Linked DNA regions of Homo sapiens: region 2 is linked to region 1. A link is an interaction called in ENCODE POLR2A ChIA-PET data of the cell type or tissue named here. Cell type or tissue: Panc1. All regions are shown on one strand. Links, peaks and the distances in the headings refer to the core of each region. The heading gives the core; the rest is flanking DNA. Region 1 overlaps EPAS1 (endothelial PAS domain protein 1). Region 2 overlaps PRKCE (protein kinase C epsilon).

What was found. Peaks named below come from ENCODE experiments on the same cell type or tissue, not always from the same donor. Only the 100,000 strongest peaks of a DNase experiment are listed, where the experiment ranks them.
Region 2: POLR2A ChIA-PET joins it to region 1 with 10 read pairs; 2 of 35 experiments call an interaction of 5 or more read pairs at or near these places.

The regions. Positions count from the first base shown.
Region 1 is chr2:46,300,850-46,308,468 of GRCh38, forward strand. The region is part of intron 1 of EPAS1 (endothelial PAS domain protein 1); the gene reads left to right. Among named protein-coding and RNA genes, the nearest start is that of EPAS1, 7.3 kb to the left of the region's middle. In Panc1, for the core only: no CTCF peak of the experiment used is centred there; no DNase peak of the experiment used is centred there; H3K4me3 peaks cover 1,116 bases; H3K27ac peaks cover 2,344 bases.
Region 2 is chr2:45,968,469-45,976,087 of GRCh38, forward strand. All of the region lies in intron 2 of PRKCE (protein kinase C epsilon), which reads left to right. Among named protein-coding and RNA genes, the nearest start is that of PRKCE-AS1, 300 kb to the left of the region's middle. RefSeq lists enhancers at 4,976-5,525, 6,487-6,536. In Panc1, for the core only: no CTCF peak of the experiment used is centred there; no DNase peak of the experiment used is centred there.

The DNA.
Region 1 (7,619 bases), core at 977-3,476:
CCAATCTCCCCCTCCTTCTGACAGCTGGACTTAGTTGTTCCTCTTCTAAAATCAAATCAAACTCCATCATTATTCCAACTCTGAAGGGAAAAAATATTGCTGGACAGTTTCTCTCAATTTAAACATATATTTTAAATAAATATTCCCTCCACACTTGATATGTTTCCATTGTATTACCAGCAGCGCAGGATGATACAGAATTGATGTAACACATTGTTGGCTTGAGTATTTAAGTTTTAATTCATACAGTTTTCATGAAGTTCAAAAGAATGCCATCATTTCAAGTTTTTTTCAGTGGTGCTTATAGGGAGCCTAGAATTATTTTATAAGAGACCATGGAAATCATCTAGTCAGACTTTTCTCTTTCTGGATAAGGAAACTGATGCCGAGAGAGGTTAAAAGACTTCTCCGGTCACAAGGAAAATTAGTGCTGATAAGAGTCAGGGCTGGTCGCGGTGGCTCATGCCTGTAATCCCAGCACTTTGGGAGGCTGAGGCTGCGGATCACCTGAGGTCAGGAGTTCAAGACCAGCCTGGTCAACATGGTGAAACCCCGTCTCTATTAAAAACACAAAAAAATTAGCCGGGCGTGGTGGTGGGTGCCTGTAATCCCAGCTATTCTGGAGGCTGAGGCAGGAGAATTGCTTGAACCCGGGAGGTAGAGGCTGCAGTGAGCGGAGATAGCGCTGCTGCACTCCAGCCTGGGCAAGAGTGAAATTCCGTCTCAAAGAAAAAAAAAAAAAAAAAAGTCAGAACCCTGGTTTATTACTTTCAATTAAGTATGTATTTTCCTATTGTTCACAGGAGAGTACCCCAGCCCTGAAATATCTCTAGATAGTGAGGATGATTTCCGAAGGAGTGCCTTCCCCATCACAACTCTCAAACCGCTGAACCTTATAGAAAGGAGATTTGCTTTTCTGGATAATTATCAACACCTTTAGGCTGCAGTAGAAGTGATGATTCTGTTTGCTTTTTGAAAAAAAAAAAAAAAGGAAGCAGAGTTGAATTGATGCTGTTCCCAGTGTCTGTAAACTTTGAGAAGTATGAATTCATTGTTTTAGTTAGAAAAAAATCTACTTATATAGGTAGACCTCATTAAACAAAACCAATGCAAGGACCGCTCCTCAGTGGAGCAGATTGCTTTTTGAGGTAGAGAACATTCAAGCAGCTGCTAGATTGATTTTTGTACTGGGTTAGTTGGCATTTTCACTAGGAGTGAAAACTGTGAGACTAAACAGTTTAATTTACTTAGAATGTCCCTCTTTCTCTCTGTGTGTGTGTGTGTGTGTGTGTGTGTGTGTGCCCGTGCGTCGGGGGGGGGGGCAGTGGTGATTCTCAACTTTCTAGGAATTTATTAAGTAAAGTGTTTAGAAATGGAAGGAAACAATTAGATAATTCTCAGTGCTCCAGGATTTTAGGCTCCTACATTTGAAAATACTTGCTGTCATTAATTGTCTTGAGATTTAGGCTTTTCCACTTTTCAGGAAATCTAGTAGTTTTTTGGGGGTTTTGTTTTGTTTTCCTTGGTTCTGCCCTATGCCAACCTGCTAGTTTCCCTTTTTATTTTAGCCTGATGAATCTTCCCTTTTGCTTTCAGTACTAACCATTGCTGGTAGTTCTTAACAGGTCTAGCTTTTACCAATATTGTCAAGTTAGCAATATTAGCTCCTGGGGCCCTAGTACTCTGTACTTCCACCCCTCTCCCCACCAGTACCATGCTGCCTGTTCACATGATGGACACCAGCTCTGATATTCACCCTAAGATATAATCCATAAGATGACAAACTTGTATTCAACACCGACTCCTACTCTGGCTAAAATGCTGAAGAGAATACTAAGAAATAGGGGATATGGTCCTGGTCATCAAGTTGCTTAGTCTGATTAGGAAAAAAAAAAAAAAAAAAAAAAAAGAGATACAAGGAAGCTTAAGTAAAAATATAAGGGGTTGGGCGTGGTAACTCATGCCTGTAATCCCAGCACTTTGAGAGGCCGAGGCAGGCAGATCACGAGGTCAGGAGTTTGAGACCAGCCTGGCCAATATGGTGAAACCCCATCTCTACTAAAAATACAAAAAATTAGCCAGGCGTGGTGGCGTATGCCTGTAGTCCCAGCTACTCAAGAGGCTGAGGCAGGAGAATCGCTTGAACCCGGGAGGCGGAGGTTGCAGTGAGCCGAGATCGTGCCACTGCACTCCAGCGTGGGTGACAGAGCGAGACAACGTCAAAGAAAGAAAGAAAAGAAAGAAAATATAAAGAGCTGACAGCCTACATGCTTTTCTGTAGAAATCTAATATTTTGAAGCAAAAGATAAGCTCTGAGTAGCATTTCAGGTAATAACCGCCCCCCTCCCCAACACACACATAAGCACACACAATTATTTAAGAGTATTATGTGTATTTAGAGGTGGAGAAATTTGTTCCTAGTGTCCCCGGAACCACACAGAGTAGGTGCTGACCACCAGCTTAAAGACTGGCTCAGAAGGAAGGTCAAATGGGAGAAGGCAGTCTTTGAGGGCTAACGAGAGGAAAGAAAACACACAAGGCTCCCTATGGTGTATCCCTTATCATGTACTTCGACACCATACACAGGAAGGCCCCTGAAATGGAATGTTTGCTGTTCTTTATACACTTGCTTTGGGTGGGGACATGGAAAGGGAGCTGGTGGGGCTCCACAGACAACAGGGGTAGTAATTTCTGTTCCCCTGAGAATATCAGTGGAGACAGCTATGACTCCAGGAAGGCCAAGAAGGGAGAGGGAGCTTCTTAACCAGGCTTTGTGAATGGGTTTCAGAGGCTGGCGTGTAAATCTCTGAAAATGTGTGCAAGACATTATGTATAGAAGCAACTTGTTCTAAAGGAAGTCTGTTCAGCTCTCCATAGCCTTTCAAAGGTTCTAGGATATGGAAAAGGCAAGCCCTTGCTCTTGGATGTCTGATTTGGTGACTGTCTTATGTTTCAGAGTCTTCCTGTTCAGATCCCAGACAGTTCTTGTGTTTTACTGCCATTGCCTCTCCCTGTGGTGAAGAATGGGGAGGAGGAAGGTGTGTGTATTTAGTAAAGGTTCTGAGGTGCCGCTTAATCTTCCCTGTCCCTGGCTGGCGTGTCCGTCCACCTACATGTCTGCCCTCAGTCTTGGAAGGACGGGAAGCCAAGTGCCCTGCACAGGGTAAATACTGGTATGATTCATTTTATTAATGCTTCTGAAAAATGACTGTGAAAACAAATTTATCCTCAAATGTTCCATCATCCTCAAACAGTTATTTGGATGACCTTCATGTTCTAGGAATGTATGTGGTCTTAATAGAAATTATATTTTGCATCAGGACAACACAAAAAACTGACAGTCTTATTTGTGCCAGTGCCGTCCTCAGAACTTTACATGGATTAACTTTTTAATCCTGTGAGATAAGCCCTGTTATTATCCCCACTTCATTGATGGGAAAGCTGAAGTCTAGAAGGGCTAACTGCCCAAGGTCGTATAGGTAGCATGGGCAGAGCTGCATTCAACCTGAGTAAAGGAGGTCCCCAGAGTCTATACTCTCAATGGGTGTTCCATACGCCCTTCCCTTACTGAAGATATCTATAAAGTATTTAATACTGCTTCTGACTCACAATAAGTGCTCTATAAATGACAACTGCCTTTGTTGTTTTCCTTGTAATTATAATTACTTTTCTTTTTTGTGATTTATCACTTGCATCAAACCTCACAAGCAGATAGGGATTGAAGATCTGAAAGGCCAACATGGAACTCCTTGAATTTCTTATTTTTCATGGGTTTTCCTAGACCCTGACAAGAGGTGGTTCTCTCCTGCCCCAAGAAATTCAAAGCTTTCCACATCCCACCCTTCGCTGGTGGCAAGACTTCAATAATTACTTCAGCCTTCGGACTCCATTGTGCAGGAGAACCTGTTAGAAGCTCTTCCTCTGTGGCTTCTGAAGAACCATCAAGATGCACAGGACTTCCTGTGGCTCTTTTGATCTTTTGAAATTGCAAGCACAGGAAGGAAAGAATGGATAGGGGGATAAAGAATAGCTATGATTGTTGTGATAATAGCATGTTGCATTTCTATAGAGCCCTTTCGCTGATGAGCCCTGAGCCTTAACAGCCATCACACTGTTGGCCCCTGCACTGTGAACCTAGAGGGTACCTTGAGTTTTTCTAGTGCTGCCAAACAGAATTGCATTGACACATACCTTAATCAAGAGAGAAGCAAGCCGTGTTGGCAACTGTGCATCACAGTCGATGTGGTGGTCATCCATGGGATGCCCCTAATAGCATCTGTAATTTTCAAGTAGATGTTGGGTGTAATTTGGTGACCCTTGTCTGTTCCCACTGTTGGAAGCCCCATAACTGATCTGATGAAAGCATAAAGTGAAGAAGAGTGGCGAGACCCTTTGTGAGATACCTGGAGCTGAAGAGTCAGGTGTGGAATGGACAAGAATGTTATCCACTTCTAAGTGACCTTGTTTTTTCTAATTTCTTAAGAAATACCTGTTTGCTTGACTGCCTTAGGCTGTTTGCAGGGGCCACTTGTACGTCAGCAAAACTCTTACTAGATGACATCACTGCCAGAAGTTCCACATGTTTCCAGGAGGCACATTTCCCACTGCCCCCACTCCCCCGAACTTGGAAAGATTCCTCAGTTTTAAAGTTATAAGTAATTTCCATGCCAGATAATGATCCTGTGAACAGATCCTTTTCTCATGTGGAAAAATATTTCAGAAAGGGTGTCTTGTCAATGAGAAAAATGACCCCATTGAAACATATGTTTATTTGCCATGTACTCATCTGACGTTTTGTGAATTCTATAAAGCCATGGAAGTGGATTGTTAGAAGTGTCTCATACACCCCTAGTGACTTCTTGAACTATCCCCCCATCCCCAGCCATGGAACTCTCCTATTAAAAAAACTAAGAGATAAGTGGTAGCAATCTTAACAAATTAGTGATTTTATCTGGTTAGGCCGTGTAATCAAACACGTGGGCAGGAAAGTGGATCCATTATGTTGTACTCATGATTGTGGTGCTGAAGGTAACCCCCATTGCCCTGTAGGCTGCCCCCAGAAGCAGGGGGTACAGCCAATAGTATTCTTAGAAGTTAATCAATTCTGTAACGGGTTGAGTGTTTTGGTCTCATTTTTAGTCCGAGGTGCCCTGATGCTGGCCTGTGACTAAGGGGAGTCAGTGGCTTGTTATGAATAAGAGGACACATGAGCTGAATCTGAGAAAGTTCAGAAGCATTTTATAAGTTGTTTAAAATACATCCATTAAAGTATATGATTATTTTTTGGTAATCATTTAAATCATTGTGCTGTGTGTCTACCCAGACAGTATTTATCTGTCTCTCGATGTTGTATTAGTATAGTATTAAAAAAATACACACATTTCACTTTTGATAAAAACTTTGCATACTGTCACTACTTTGTATAAGTTTTTTCCTGACTGCCTCTGGTTAGGGGGCAGGGAGCAAGAAGACCAGCATGCTTTCCTTCCTTTATATTTGGGAAATGGAGGTGCTGAGAGAAACAAGCCACACTGTCTGAAGTAAAACCTAGAAGTGGACCTGGTTGTCCATGGTGAGGGAAAGCCCATATGTACCACCTTGGGCTCCAGTTACAAGGTAATGAGCCATGAGCACAAAAGGGTGACTCAAAATTCAATGCCAGCCATTCTCATTACTAATGAGCAATTACAGCAAATATTTACAGGCCTCCTTCCTACCTTTATGACTTCCTGTTACTGAAGCACTTTGGAGTATTGAGAAAGATTGTCCTGGAAAAATACGTCACACACAGTTGCAGGAAAGAGTGCCTTTAAGCACACATAAAAACTCGGTTACTTGGCTTTGTTTATGAATTCCACATAGAAACAACAGAAAATTGTGCCTTTTGAGGAACTGCTTGAGAATCCTTCCTTCTGCATTTCAAGACAAGATTTTAAAAATCACATATATCAAATATATGGGGAAATGAGACACAATGTTTTTAGAGAGTGTCTAGAAATAATAGGACTGTGCAAGTTAGTACAGCAAAATTTTGGGTCAAAGCATGGGTCATTTGACAAACTCTCTTTATGAACATTACCTCTGCAATATTTTTCTAAATGAAAACAATCACACTTAATAGAATTAATCAGGATGGGAGCTAGAAGCATATAATTCACTTTCCACAGATTGGAGTAAATCCTCATAATGCCCCTTTCCTGTGTATTTAGTTAAAAAAGCACTCCAGTGAGATTGCTTTCGCAGTAAGTTTCTGTAAACCACTGTACCCTTGTATTTCTCTCCTGTGTTTCCAAGAGTTCTCAGATGCTATTTTCGAATGGCAGCGTTCACTCCAGAGCTGGCTGAGGTCAACGAAGCTAATTTTGGTGCCTTGGTGCCCAGGGTGAAGGGAGAGAGAAGTCCTCTGCAGAGCCAAAAGGACTCTCTGGGGCCTGGGTTTGGAGCAGTGTGGTGTTGCTGGACACACCACATTTCACCTTTAGAACCTTTATTTGTGTGCTTGCACAACAAATGTTTACCCAGATATTAAGATAAGGAAAGTATGAAGGTCACATTTCACTGGTGACAAGAGAGCTTCTATAAATGTAACCATATCGTTGTGCAGCGGGAGTCTGTCTTTTATTCTGTACCCGGGACTTAGGGGGAATTATTGGTGGGTGGGGCATGGGAGTTGAGGCTCTTCTTGGTTTTCTGGCTTTCTTGCTATCACTCTGTTTGTCTTGCCTCAGCTGATGTGCGCCTCCCATTTGGTAAGGGCCTTTGTCATGGCCAAGACATCTAAAGAAATCCTAGTCTGTGTGGCTGGGCACTGTGTGGTCCCCTGACTCTCTGGAGTCTTCCAGAGTTCCATGGAAATTAGTGCCCCCGTGCATTTCCCTGCCGACTGACTGGAAGGCACCCTGGCTGCTGAGATCGCTTTCCTGGTCCCCCAGAAGAGGTCCACATGGTGCTGATCCTGCAGCTGTTTTAGGCCTCCTCAGCGGGATTGTCCTATCCTCGGAGCACAGAGAATCTTCAGAGTGGGATAGGGGTTTCTTTTGTGGATTTGGGTTTCTCTTAGGGATCTCCAAAGATTAGCTAGACACTCAGGGCCTCAGTAAAGACATGGGTCCTTGGTCTAGTTTTCTTCCCAAGGGCAGCCACCATGGCAGTGGGAGTTCACCTTGCTGACTGCAAGGGACCCCACCTCACCTCTATCGCCCATTCACCATCATTCACTGTGCCTCCTGAGTTCCTAATACACAAGCCTCCTCCCACAGCCTCAAAGGCAGTGCTGCAGTACTCATTCCCACTTCTATTCCCTCACACTAGCTCCTCCATCTGGATGCTTTTCCCCTCTCTTCCTATTCAAATAGCTCCTACTTTTCTATTGTGAGCCCAGGCTTCCCGAAATCTTACACAAAATCACTAAGGGAGCGTAGAAATTTCCACAGTGGCACTCCCACTCCCTGCATTACTAGCTTTTGGTTGTTTGCCAAAGAGCCTGCTTATATTTCCTTGTTATCTAATGACACTTTATTTGTTTTTGCCTTTCTAACAATATAGCATGTTCCTGAAGGCCAAGGATGTCTGATTTTCTGATGTGCCCTAATACCTTGCTTGCTTTTTTTTGGGGGGGG
Region 2 (7,619 bases), core at 3,370-5,869, 330 kb before region 1:
ACTCAGAAGGAGAAGGATGGGAGGGAGGTGATGATGAAAAACTACCTATTGGGGTACAATGTACACAACTCAGGTGACAGGTACACTAAAATCTTAGACTTCGCTACCATGTCATTCATCTGTGCAACCAAAAACCATTTGTATCGCAAAGCTATTGAAATAAAAAAGTTTTTTTAGAAAAAGAAATTATCTGCTGAATATTCCTAAACTGAAAGGCAATCTAAGAACACTGAGGTTGTGGGTGCCCCTGACCCCACATGAGGAGGGCGTTCAGTTTTTCCAGCTTGCTTTTTGTGTGGGAGGAGACGTGGTGGGTAAGAGAAAGGACAGTGGAGCAGTGAAAACTTCAATGACCAGACTGGCCAGAAAATGTGGTCTAGGGTTTGGTGCCAGGGGCCATCTCTCCCTGAGTCCCTGAGTGTTCCTGTGGTGCAGACTGAGAAGTCTCACCCCCAAAGAAAACGGGCCAGGTGAAGTTAGGTAAACAGAAGAAGAACTGCACGGTACAGACCCCATTTTTGCTCCTCTTGTCACCTGCCTACAGCCTGTGAGAGATTATCCCGTGCATTGGGGCTGTAAAATATTCATTGATATAAAACCTTCTGGAGTTTGAAGTTCATAGCCTAATTGAATCAAGGAGAAACCATCCCTGGAATGTTGTTGGAGGTTGGGGTTACTGTGAATCTTGAAGCTGCTTCAGAGGACGTCTCTGCTTCGCCTTATTTATGCCTTTGTGAATTCTTGTTACATCCCCACAGCCAAGTTCTCCATTTCCATAGAGAGTTTCCCAAAAGTTATCCAGCTTTGTCTTGGCCTTTCCTTGACTCAAGTTCACCCCTTCTGCAGTGAGGCAGATGCAGGCATAAAACAACGGACCTCCAAAGAGCCAAATGGGTCCTCTGGGAGGTCAGCCAACCTTGATGTTGCCTCAGAGGTCACGGCAAATGAACTGTCATGCTGGCTGAGCACGGCTGAGTGCATCCAGTGCCAGCAGCGAGCATCTTTTGGAGCGGTTCAGAGGTGAACGGGCATGGATCCGGCAACTCTGGTGTGCAGCGGGCCCAGCGTTTACTCAGTCCAGAAGCACAGGCAGCTGGGAAGCCGGTGGTTTCCCTCTTCTCTCCCCTTCTCCACGGCAAGCTGCAGTTCCCTCACCTCCTGTTTGTGCCAAGCAACCCCCCACTCCTGCAGCATGAGGGAGCACCTCATTACCTAATACTTTTTAGGCAAGTGAAAGCTTTAAAAAGTCACTAAAGAGCATTAGAGAACACTTTTTCAAATGTCAGCCTATATAATCCCATCATCCTAGTGGAGCGCCGTTCTTACGTTATCTTCAGCCTGCAAATTTGCTTGACATTGGGGTGTATTATTGTTCATTCTTTTTTCACAATATTACAACACATTTCTCCAGGTTTCTGTGGTCTTTCTTCACCCTCTTAAAGTTGCTGTCGTTGTAATGTGATTCATCAGACCATTGGCCTAATAGTAGACAGTCAAGTCATTTCTGTTTGTTGGCTAATATAGATATGCAAAGGGAAACATCTATAAGGATATAGCTTTTAGTTTGTTTAATTATTGACTTAGAGTTAATTCCTAAGGAGTTGCCGAATCAAAGGATGTGAATCTCTTTGTGGCCTTCCCTGTGCAGTCTCTGTGTCTTGTGATACTGCTTTCTGAAAACATGTCAACTGGCATTGCCTGTAGCAGTGAATGAATGTCAGTTTCATAGTAGACTTGCCAATAATGGATAATAATTTTAAAACAAATTGGTTACTTTTTTAGGTATTAAATGGTATGTCAGTGTATGCCAAAACTGTTTTGCTTTGCATTTCAAAATTCCTGATTATAGTCAGTATCTTATGAAAATTTTATGTTTGTGTCCTTTAAGCTATTATCTATGGGGATCTTGATATATATATTTCAATTTGTTGATACATAGCCCTTTGTGCTGGTCTTGCCATTTAATCAGAAACTAATTGGGAGGAAACAATCAGAGAAATTCAGATTGTGAAGCATTCAATGTGACAACATCCTGGATGCTACATAAATGTATCATTAAAAAAGATACATTTATGTATCTAGAACAGTAAAGGAGACTGTTCTAGACTAAGATTAAGAAGATATGGCAACCCCATGAGCTCTGGGTAGCTCCTGGGTGAAAATCAGAAACTACAAAGGAAACTTGGGAAACAATTGGGGAAATTCAAATATGAACTCTATATTAGATAATGTCATATCAGTGTTAAATTTCTTGACTCTGTTATTGTGATTATGTAGCTGAATGTCTTTGTTCTTAGGAGATAAAGACTGAAGTATTTAAGAGTGAAGTGTCACTACGTCTATAACCTTCAAATAGTTCAGCAAAACTATATATGTATATATCATACATATTATATATACTATACTATATTATGGATCAATATATAATATATAAATTATACATACTATATATACATACACATATACATACATTTATGTATCTGTTATTTTATACATCAGACACACGCATATTACCTCTACTATGAGAGTTGCATTTTATTTATTTTTTTTGTGATAATGCTTAACATAAGATGTACGCTTTCAGCAAATTAAGTATACAATGCAGTGTGTTAACTATAGGCACAAAATTGCATGATAGATCTCTAGGACTTACTCATCTTGCATAACTGGAACTTGGTGCCCTTTTACTAGTATCTCCCTGATTCCTCCTTTCTCCCAGCCCCTGGCCACCACCATTCTGCTCTCTTGCTTCTATGAGTTCAACCACGTTAGATTCCTCATATAAGTGGTATCATGTAGTATTTGTCCTGCCATTGGCTTGTTTCACTTAGCCAATATCCTCCCATGCATGTTACCCCAAATGGCAGGATTTCCTTCTTTTCTGTGTCTGAGTAACATTCGATTGCATGAATACACCATATTTTCTTCTTTTTTTCGTTTTTTAGAAATTGTAACAAAGCATTTTATTTACGTCAAGGTAGAAAGCTATGCTAAGGACATAGAAATCTGCTTCAGCTTTCCTTTAGCCTCACACTTCATAAAAGTATCAAGTGGTTCTCTCTGGCTTTTACTTAGTCATCTGTGTAACCAGGGTTGAAGACAGTAGAACACTGAGTCTTAGTGTAAGTGTAAGAGATTGAGAAGACAATCTCTTTTGAATTATGGTTTTTCAATGTTTGTTGTATCATCTTTTTAAAAAGAGCAATAGAGATTCTTTTTAGAAAATACAAAGAAGCACAAGGAGAAAAGTAAAAATCACCTGTAATTCCACCAGTGTCAACGAATGACCAATGTTAATGTTTTCTAAGTAGTTGGAACATACCTTTCCGCCTTGTGTTTTCTTTTGTGTGTATGTGATGAATACACCATATATTTTTTTAACCATTCATCCATAGATGGACATTTAGGTTGCTTCCATGTCTTGGCTATTGTGAATGACGCTGCAGTGAATGTGGGAGTGCAGATGCATGAGGACTCTTCAGGGTCCTTACTTTCATTCCTTTGGATGTGTAGAAGTGAAATTGCTGAATCAAATGGTAGTTCTATTTTTCGTTTCTTAAGAAACCTCGATACTGTTTCCTATAGTGGCTGTACAATTTTACATTCCCATGAACAGTGAACAAGCGTTCGCTCTTCTCCACATCCTCGCTAAAACTTATCATTCTTTTTTTTTATCATAGCCATCTTAACAGGTATGAAGTGCCATCTCATTGTAGCTTCAATTTGTATTTCCCTGATGATTAGTGATGTAGAACATCTTATTAAATACCTGTATACCTGTTGGCCATTTGTATGTCTTTAGAGAAAAGTCTACTCGGTTCTTTTGCCTGTTTTTAAATTGGATTATTTGGTTTTGCCATTGAATTGTGGGAGTTTCTTATGTATTTTGGATATTAACCCTTTCTCAAATATACAGTTTGCAAATGATTTTTTTCCATTCTTCAGGTTGCCTTTTTATTCTGTCGATTGTTTCCTTTGCTGTGCAGAAGCTTTTTAGTTTGATGTAGTCCAACTTGTTTATTTTTGCTTTTGTTGCCTTTTTGGTGTCATATCTAAGAAATCATTGCCAAGACCAATGTCAAGAAAGTTTTCCCCTATGTTTTCTTCTAGGAGCTTTATGGTTTCAGTGTTTACATTTAAGTATTCAATCCACGTTTAGTTGATTTTTGTGTATGGTAAAAGGTAAGGATCCAGTTTCATTCTTTTGCATTGGATGTACAGTTTTCCCAACATCATTTATTGAAGAGAATATCCTTTTTCCATTGTATATTCTTGGCACTCTTGTTGAAGATCAGTTGACTCTTCTTGGCTTGGAAGAATTAATGTTTGTTAAAATGCCCATAAAAGAATTAATGTTTTGTTAAAAGGAACTGCAACTTTAATATGGTTCCTATCAAATTCTCAAAGGCATTTTTCAATAAAGACAGAAAAAACAATCCTAAAAGTCATATGGAACCATGAAAGACTGAACAGCCAAAGCAATTCTGAGTTAAAAGAACAAAGATGGAAGCATCACATTTCCTGATTTCAAAATATATTACAAAAATTCAGCAATTAAAACAGTGTGGTACTGGCATAAAAACAGACATATAGACGAGTGGAACAAAATAGAGAGCCCAGAATTAAGTTAATACATATGTGGGATCTACATTTTGGAAGAGACCTTTCATAGCGGAGGGAAATGCTGAAGGGATCCGTTTCTGGTGGTGGACTCCAGGCCCCAGTAGGGAGGTTCTTGGGGACTGAGGGACCTAGTAGCTCCCCTTTTCACATTGTATAGGCCACTTTCTTCTCCACCTGTGGGTGACAGTGCTGAGGATACTCTGGCCTGACCCGTGGCTTTCCTGCCCAGAGGAATGTGGAATTGGGGTGTTTTCAGCAGCCACAGGCTCCAACCCCTTTCTCCTGTCACCTGCTTTGTAGCTTTGCACACAAGCCTCACTTGAAGCATGAAGTTTACCCATGTTCTTTCCCTCCTGTGACCTTCTGTTTTTCCATATCTGACATCAAATCTGACTTAAAAGGCAGTGCAGATGCTCCTTTGGGGCAATAGTAATAGAAACCTTGGAGGAAGTTGAACTTAGAACTCTGACTTACAGGAGTTATCCTTGGCTGTCTGCCTAGCCTGTGCCTGAGACTCCCCCTCCACACCCCTGCCAACTTTAAACAGCTTCCCTCCAGGTATCAGGGCACCCCGCTGAGACAGCTTTGAAATGAATAGAGTCAAATTAATTGGTTGCCATATTGCCCTATTGGATTGATGTCAACACAGTTTAGAACGATTGGTTTCATTGCTCGTCATTTCTGTAAAAAGTTGGGAAATAAGACTCTTAGGAAGGACTGTAACCACCGTCATAACAGTGTTCCTTTGAGAAAATTAGATTGGACCCATCACCATTTTAACTGAAAATAGTTTCCCAGGATGAAAACAACTAGTCAATTTGAGAGATTTGTAAATCAAATTGCATCTTAAATGCATTAGGAGACGGGCTTACTGTTCAAATGTATTCCGTGGTGAATCCTGTGAAAGGAGTTAAGGGTGCTCTTTTACGAAAATAACCTGCATCCTGTGTCCTATGATGCCCAGGATGATGTTTCTGGATTGGATTTTTGTAGGTAAGTTTGTAGCAAGTAAGGGCTACTGAATAGATTTGGTTTTTGGTTGTCATATTTTTGTTCTTGCTTATGAAAATAGTAGAACATTCTACACATTGTGAAAGTATGAAGCGAAACAAAAACTTGCCTATGATGGCAGCACCGAATGGTGATTGCCATACTTCTGCAGCTGTGTGTGTTGCTGTCTCTATACTAGAACAGACCTGGGTCCTCCCGTGAGAATTTGGTCAGCAGGTCAAGACCCCTAGGTTGGAGCAGGGTAGGAGGTGGTGAGCTTTCTGTACCCAGAAGGTCGGTGATGCCAGAGACTTTTTGAAACAATAAGCACCAATTGAAACCCAGGTGGGCTAGGGGTCAAGAAGCAAGGGGATCCACAAGCAGACCTCCACCCGGGTCATCTGAGCCTGTGTTGAAGATGCAGTCTGGGAACGCTGAGGGCAGATTTCCAATAAACAGCTGCCTGTTTGCTCAGAGGCTGCTGCGTCCTTGGAAGCACACGCTGCGCATTTGGTCCTGTTCTCACCTTTTACCTCCTTCAATTTTACCTTCCCTCTACCCTACCCTCCAATAACAAGATGCCCTTGGATTAATCTGTTGTTCAGGTCATACATATGACCTCCACTTCAGGGAACCTTACATTCAGAGAGGTCCAGGAGGGATCAATGCTTCTTCCCCTGAAGACTGGCCCTGTTATGGTGAGATGTCAGGCACTCGCTGATGCCTGGAGATATTTGGGGGCACAGAGCCTTCCAGTGCATTTTAAGCTGACCTGTGCAGGGGACCTTCTAGGAGACCTTCTAGAAGGTGTCAGAAACCTAGGAAGAAGCCCAAAGCCTGCCCACTGTGTTCTTGGGGAAGCCACAGGCAGCTGGACTCTTTGGTGATGAAAGCCACTCAGATGAGAGCTTGGGGACTTTCTGTAAGGAGTGCAGGCCGTCCTTCAGAGCAGCGTGTGGGTGGAGGAACAATGGCCTCTTTCTCACTCTCTGGGTTAGAATCTGGGCTTCCCCACTGAGTAGCTGTGTTAACAGGAGTAGGTTACTTAAACTCTATTCTTCGCTTTGCATACCTGTAAAATGGGGCTAATAGCAGTACCCTTCAAGTGGAGTTGTTTCGAGGGTTCATTGAGATGTATTGTATCACTAAGATATAACACACTTAGCATAGCACTTGCCAGAGCGTAAGCCCACGATAAACATTTATCATGGTCATCCTTGTCTTAATCAGCTCAGACTGCAATAACAAAATACCAAAGACTGGGTGTCTTAACCAACAGACATTCACTTCTCACAGTTTTGGAAGGTGGACATCCAAGATCAGGGAGCCAGTATGGGTGGGATCTGCTGAGGGCCCTCTTCCTTGCTCACATGACAGAGAGCTCACTCACTCAGGTCTCTTCCTCCTCTTATAAGGACACTAATCCCATCATGGAGGCTCAACCCTCACGACCTCATCTAAACCTAATTACCTCCCAAAGGTCCCATCTCCAAATAGCATCACTTTGGGGGTTAAGACTTTAATGTATTAATTTTGAGGGGGCAAAAATATGTAGCCCATAACAATTATCTTTATTATTTTTGTGATCATCTGTGAGTCCCCTTGCAAGGCATTCTCAGTTGGTGGGGCAGTCTCAGAACTGGAGGGAAGGAAGGTATTGGGAAGATCTTTTTGACTCCAGTGGGATCTTTACAGCCCATGGTGGTGGTCTTGAGCCTTCGAGAAACTACTTTCACTGTGTCATATTTCCCTCTCCTTTTGACCTCTGGGAAAATGCTCTTGGTTGGCTTAGTCTAGGTAAGAGGAAGAAGGAAGAAGTCAGATTTATTAGGCAGCTACTTCTTGAGCCAGGAAGCTTAGGGTGTGGAGATTCATCTCATTGCGTCCTCTAAGCCACCCCCTGTGGCTGGCACTGCCATTGCCATTTACAAAGGGAGATGCGCTCAGATGCTCAGGGGGAGGAAACACCACCTATCCAAGGTCACACTGCTCAGGAGTTGCAGTAA